2 separate regions of the Homo sapiens genome follow, and region 1 is linked to region 2. Evidence: chromatin contacts called from ENCODE Hi-C or POLR2A ChIA-PET data. All regions are on one chromosome and are shown on one strand. The core of a region is the stretch at or near the end of the contact, and the rest is flanking DNA. Distances in the headings are between cores, read along the strand shown.

What was found. A loop is a pair of places that touch in the nucleus more often than their neighbours do. ChIA-PET counts read pairs that join two places held with the same protein, here RNA polymerase II (POLR2A). Pooled maps may share reads with other maps.
Region 1: a map of ascending aorta shows a loop between it and region 2 (2.3-fold over the local background). The contact joins two enhancer-like sites. A Hi-C loop is called at or near these places in 4 of 168 maps with a recorded cell type or tissue (Calu3, OCI-LY7, PC-9 and 1 more) and 5 of 50 pooled maps. POLR2A ChIA-PET finds 5 or more read pairs at or near these places in 13 of 52 experiments (A549, AG04449, BJ and 9 more).

What each region holds. Positions count from the first base shown.
Region 1 is chr3:187,211,229-187,214,535 of GRCh38, reverse strand. No RefSeq gene overlaps it. Among named protein-coding and RNA genes, the nearest start is that of RTP1, 15 kb to the right of the region's middle. Within about 2 kb of position 1,620, at least 4 of the 41 ENCODE cell types and tissues checked have a DNase peak (open chromatin) inside an H3K27ac peak, as active enhancers do; they include ascending aorta, where a contact is called at or near this core.
Region 2 is chr3:187,172,585-187,175,412 of GRCh38, reverse strand. No RefSeq gene overlaps it. Among named protein-coding and RNA genes, the nearest start is that of RTP1, 23 kb to the left of the region's middle. RefSeq lists an enhancer at 1-350. Within about 2 kb of position 1,520, at least 4 of the 41 ENCODE cell types and tissues checked have a DNase peak (open chromatin) inside an H3K27ac peak, as active enhancers do; they include ascending aorta, where a contact is called at or near this core.

The DNA.
Region 1 (3,307 bases), core at 371-2,870, 39 kb before region 2:
AGCCTAATCCCTTAACTCTAACACCAATGGCTCTCAATCAAGGCTACACACAGGCATTACCTGGGGAGTTTAAAGAAATGCCAATGTCTGTGTCTCAACCACAGAGATCCAAATATGATCAATCTAGAGTAAGGCCTGAGCACTGGGATTTTCTAAAGATCCACAGGTGATTCTAATGGACATGCAATTTGAAAGTCATTATTATAGGCTCTCCCACCAGTGTGCAACCTCTGACTTAGGTCACTCAACCAGCAAGAGACAGAGATGAGATAGATTCCCTGATATTGTAGCCCGTGGTCCAGAACTATTTTGTGACTCTCAGTAGCAACACCATTGCTAAGACCTTTCTGCACTAGTGTTTTCTGGAAAGAATGGTACTGTTTTACCTTGCAGTAGTAAACCAAGAGGAGGAGGAGCATCCCAGGCAATGGGGAGTAGCATATGAGAAAGCGGAGATATGAAAGGACACCAGGCATTTGTGGAAAACTGAATGATATAGTCCCTAGAGAGACAGACAGTTTGGGAGAAAGAACATCACACCATTTGGGAAGATCTCTATGTGCAGGATTATAAAAAGCCTTGAATACACAGCTTGCTTTTGGGAATAGGGAGCCATCTAAGGATTTTAAACCAAAGAGAGATGTGATCAGCTTTCCCTTTCAAATGAGGCATTAAATGCAGTGAACTGAGGGAGACTCAAGATGGCTACAGTACATTAGGCAAGAGACCTAATGGTCCTGAACGAGGCAGGCCAGCTTACAGGGAGGAGAGGAATCTCCTTCTGGGGGCTCTGAGAACCTAGGGCTGGGCTTAGAGAAGTCACTTTTAACAGATTCTCAACCTCTGTTAACACTTCACAGTGAATTAGTAGAGAAGTAGAGAGAAAAGAGGGCAGAAACCAAAACCCAAAAGCAGAAATCGTTTCCCAGGTCCCTGGTCTTTCTGTGACCCACTGGTACCAGCACTTGTCCATAGAAAGGAAGCCATGGGTTCTCTGAACTTGAGGGAAGGAGACAAACAGTGCCTTTGCAACAATTTCCTGTGTTGGCATTTTTTTTTTCAAGAAGAAAAGAAAAATGTCATTTGAATGCAGAAACACAAGCTCAATTCCTAGCAATGAGCTTCTGATAATAAGGAAAAAGAACCAGGACCATTTCAACACCTAGGCAGATCACAAAGCCACCAAGGGAGTCTTCTCTGAGGAATGGGGTATTAGGATAAAGCAGTGTGATGACAATGGGAAGGTGTGTGGGGCCTGGACGGTACCCAGGGTGAGTGTCTGAATGACAAACAGATCAGCATGGGCAAAAACATGTCTTCCCTGCCAGCATCTTTCAGTCCCAAAGGAGACCTCTACAAAGTCAGAGGTTATGATACCCCAATGGATACCAACAGGCCAGCACCAACCAGAGCAAGCCTGGGGATCCGAAGGTCACAGTGTAGATGTAGACCAGGCCTGTGGTCTCAGAAGATGCTGACCTAGTTTGAAAGTGAGGACTCTCTTCTCCCCTTGGGCTATTTGTCCTGTGACGTTATCCCATCTTGCCCATCGCCTGGGACCATCTGGTTTATTTAATCCCTGCCAGTTAAATGCTCATGTGTGGCCCAGGCCTGCCAGTGGGATCCAAGACAACAGAATCCTTCTTTTAACAACTCTGACAACATCTCCCTTTGGTCTGAGTTTGCATGTCTGACGCCCAAATCCATGATAGCAGTCTGGGCCTCCCACCAAGTCTTTTCATTTGAGTGCATTTTAAAGTTATGAAGTACTTCAAGTGCACTGAAAAAAAAATAGAGACAAAAATCCACCTCCTGCTCAGATTCGATGAAACAATGTGTCCCATGCAAGGGACATCAGCAAGATTCCAATACGAGAAGTAGCTGGTGCCATGAGAGAGAAGGAGCCTTGGGCCAGTAGACAGAGCTCTGAACCTGGTTGTGAAGGCCTGGATTCCAGTCCTCACTCTGCTCCCAAAGCTCTGAAAGCCCCAGGGAATCCTGCTCTCTGTGCCTCAGTCCCCACAGTCTCCCTGTTAGTTTCTCCTTATTTTTCCAACCTCTCTACATGGGGATTCCCTGGGCTCAGCTCTTTGGCCTCTTTTCTTTCCTCTCTACCCTCACTCCCTAAATAATCTCATCTAGGCTTATGACATTTAAAACCACCTAAATGCTGATGGCTCTCCAATTTCATCTCTAGCTTGGGCACCTCCTCTAAACCACAGGCGTGATATTTCAACTGCCACCTTCGCATTTCTCATGTTTAATGTCTAACAGAATGCCCATGTCCAAAACTGAGGTCCTCATATTGCCCCAAAATTTGTTCCTCACGGCCTTCCTCATCTCAGAAAGTAGACACTCCATTCTTCCAGTTGCACAGGCCAAAAATCTTGGGGCGTCTTTGACTCCTCTCTCTCTCATACTGCACATCTGAGTCACCAGCAAATCCTCTCAGCTCCACCTTTAAAGTACATCCAGACTCAACCACAGCTGCTACCACCCTGGAACGGGTCACTACAGCCTCTTGCAAGGAGTACTGCAGGAGCCTCCTGGCTAATATTTCCTCTTTCATTCTTGTATCTCTATGGTCTGTTATCAACTGGGTGACAGTAAATTGGGTAACATCACCCTGCCACTCAACTTCTCCAGTGGCTTCCTATCTAATTCAGATTAAAAACCAGTGTTCTGACAGTGACCTGATCCCCGTTACCACTCTGGTCCTACTGCACACATTAGCCTCCTCATGTATGAACATTTCAGGATGCTCCTGCCTCAGGGCCTTGGCACCTGCCATTCCTCTTATTTGTTTCCTTCATCTTTTTTTTCCCCCAGTGTCATCCTCTTAGTAAGGCCTTCCCTCACTACCCAATTTAGATTGTAACTTCATTCCCTACCTTTCCTATCTCCCTTGCCTACTTTGTTCTTCTTCTTAGTATGTAACCCTATCTAATATACCACACATCTCAACTTACATTGTGTATTGTCTAGCTCCTCTATCCACAATAACAGCAATTTAGTAGCTCTTCTCTGCCATATCCCCAAGTGCCTAGAAAAATATCTGACACATAATATGCACTCAATAAACATCCATTAAATGAATGAATCTTGAAAATAGGGAATATTTTACGACATTCTGTAAATATCATTATGACCCTATTAAGATGGTGATGTAGGATTATTGAGCTTGTTTTAAAAGAAGTGAAAGGATAAGAAAAAGACGGAAATTTCATCACTATCACCCAAGTTCTTGTATAAAACAACACCTCTCAAGGTAACTGCCTTTAAAAACTTGAATTCCTTTAGAGAAAAG
Region 2 (2,828 bases), core at 271-2,770:
CCACCCACCTCGGCCTCCCAAAGTGCTGGGATTACAGGCGTGAGCCACCACACTCAGCCATGCCTAGGCTGTTTTTACATCTCATGCTGGGAGGAAACTGACAGACCCTACTGCTGTTTTCCTCCCACCCCAGACAACTGCTTTGTTCAGTGGTTGTGGCGAGTTAGAAACCGGGGATGGCATGGCCTAGAGAGAGGAATAGGGGGAGGGGAGTGTCAAATCTGCTATTTGACATCGTCATGACCAGCCTTGCCATTTTGTTTCACAGGTCAAAGTGAGTGTTATCGCCCGAAAGTTTGTCATTCGAAGCTCCTCCATGTCTCACTTAGTGAGAATTTTTCCAGACATTGGCAAGTGGTCTGTTGCCATCTTTAATTCTCAATGCTGTGGCAAAATGTGTTTTTACGGCCTGGTGTGGTAGCTCATGCCTGTAATCCTAGCACTTTGGGAGGCCAAGGCAGGTGGATTGCCTAAGCTCAGGAGTTCGAGACCAGCCTGGGCAACATGCTGAAACCCCGTCTCTACTAAAATACAAAAAGTTAGCCAGGCGTGGTGGCATGCACCTGTAATCCCAGCTACTCGGGAGGCTGAGGCAGAAGAATTGCTAGAACCCGGGAGGTGGAGGTTGCAGTGAGTCGAGATCAGGCCACTGCACTCCAGCCTGGGTGACAGAGCGAGACTCCATCTCTTAAAAAAAAAAAAAAATGTGCTTTTACGCATTTCGGTGGGAAGTAGAGATGGAATATCAAGGATGGTTAGAATGATGGTACATTCCCATGTTTTAAAAAGAGACGGTTGGCAGCCCGGAGTCTGGACTGAAATGAGGAGAAACAGTAAAGTGGCTTTTTGAAGGCCATAACTGAGGCAGGAGAATGGCTTGAACCCGGCAGGTGGAGGTTGCAGTGAGCCAAGATCGCGCCACTGCACTCCAGCCAAGGCAACAGAGCAAGACTCTGTCAAAAAAAAAAAACAAAAACTTTCACTTTGGAGTGAGGCAGACAAAGCTGACTCCACCACTTAACTGGGCCTGTAACTTTCAAGGAGTTGGTATCCTCTAACGCCTTATTCCCTCTTTTGGCTGCTGGAGGGAGGCAGGTAATTATTGCTATCTCCCAGGGTTCTTATGAGGATAAAGGAGATAAATATATGGAAATTTTACATTTACTCTTAAAACCTTGAGGTGAAACCACAGCAGTGAGCAGGAAAAGAGGGAGCTGCCCTCAGGGCAAATGCTAATATCAACACAACAATCCAGAGCTGGACTTTGAGCAGAGGGAGAGCAGAATCAACTCAGGTTCCCGGATTATGCCTGACACAAGGAAAGGGATTAAAGGAATTGCAGGTCTGTAGCTGTCCAAGGCTGTTGCAAACACAAGCCCAAATCTTCTCTGGAAGAAAGAATCCTGAATTCAGCAACAAGGTTTTCCACAGACTGAAATAAACTAAATCAAGGATTACAAAACCCTTCTCTCAGGGAATGCATTTCCAGTCAGCTCTCAACGCCATCAGGGACTTGGCCCAGAAGGCTTCTTTCCAGTGAATGAATTCTGTGCACGGCAGGATCTGTCTTCTCCTCGGGCTTTGATCTGGGGCAACCTGACCTCAGTTTCTCCTTAGAGGGCAGCCATGCTTGCTAACATTTTGATGCCCCGGACTATTCTGTTTAGCTAATGCATTGGCTTTGCTAACAATCAGATTTTACTTTCTGTTGCTATGGGTTTTTTTCTTCTTTTTTAGATATTTTGCCTGTGATCTATATAATTTTATGCCAGAAGACTTGGACTCAAGCATTAAGATGTAAGTGGACATCTGGTGTGACTCAGTCTTGCCTTGTAGGTCTGCTTATAATTAGAAAGAGGCATACCTACATTATAGGGATATGGGTGGGCTTCAGTTAGTACACAGGCTACAGCATTTATATTAATTCATACATAACTTATTTCACACCAACAGCCAACTTAAATCTCAGTATTGTATTATCTGTAAACTCTCAGGTGTTTTCATTATGAAGACTTGATGCCCTATGGAAGTCACAGTCCATATAGATCAGTCTCTATGTGGTGTCATGTTCAAGATACACAGTATAAGAGCCAGAAAAGCAATTATAGAAGAATTTTATTAACTTGCTTTTCCAAAAGAAGATGAGAGTGGATCAGACTCACAAGTTGTAGCAACACTTCTCATATTCCTATGTCTCTTCCCCTCTACTTCTTCCCTTCTGTGTCCCCCAGCACCTTTCGTTTGCTGCCTCCCCCTCTCCACCATGTTGTTCACCTTCAGCCTCCCTCGCCTCCACTTTTCTCACCTCCTATCCCTCCAACTTTCTCCCTGGGTCATTCTCCCTGCCATAAAATCCTTCTTGATCCATTCTTACAAAAGTCTGTAGAGACTGGTCTAGCAATGACAAATGTAGGGAGTGAGGGATGAGAAAAGCATGTGGAAGAGTGGGGAAAGGTCCATCCAGCAATTGCATTCACTTTGGTGGAGTGGGGGGAAAAGGGAAATTTGTGGATAATCCCTGATGAATATTAATTTTTATAACAGAGTCTTATGCCTATAAAAGATAGATATTTATATAATTATAAATGTATGTTACTTAGTGCTTCATATTATTATTATAATAAATATTAAAAGTAATTTATGCCCCAATGTTCTTTTTATAAAAAAGTTTAAAGTAGCTTTCAAAGATGCATACAACATAATAATATGTTCTATTTTTAAAACAGTCAAAAATATCTAACAAAATAATACATGCATTTCCCTTTGACCCAGCAATCCTATGTCTAGAAATTTATGCCTAACATATGTTGACAAAAACAGAAAATGAT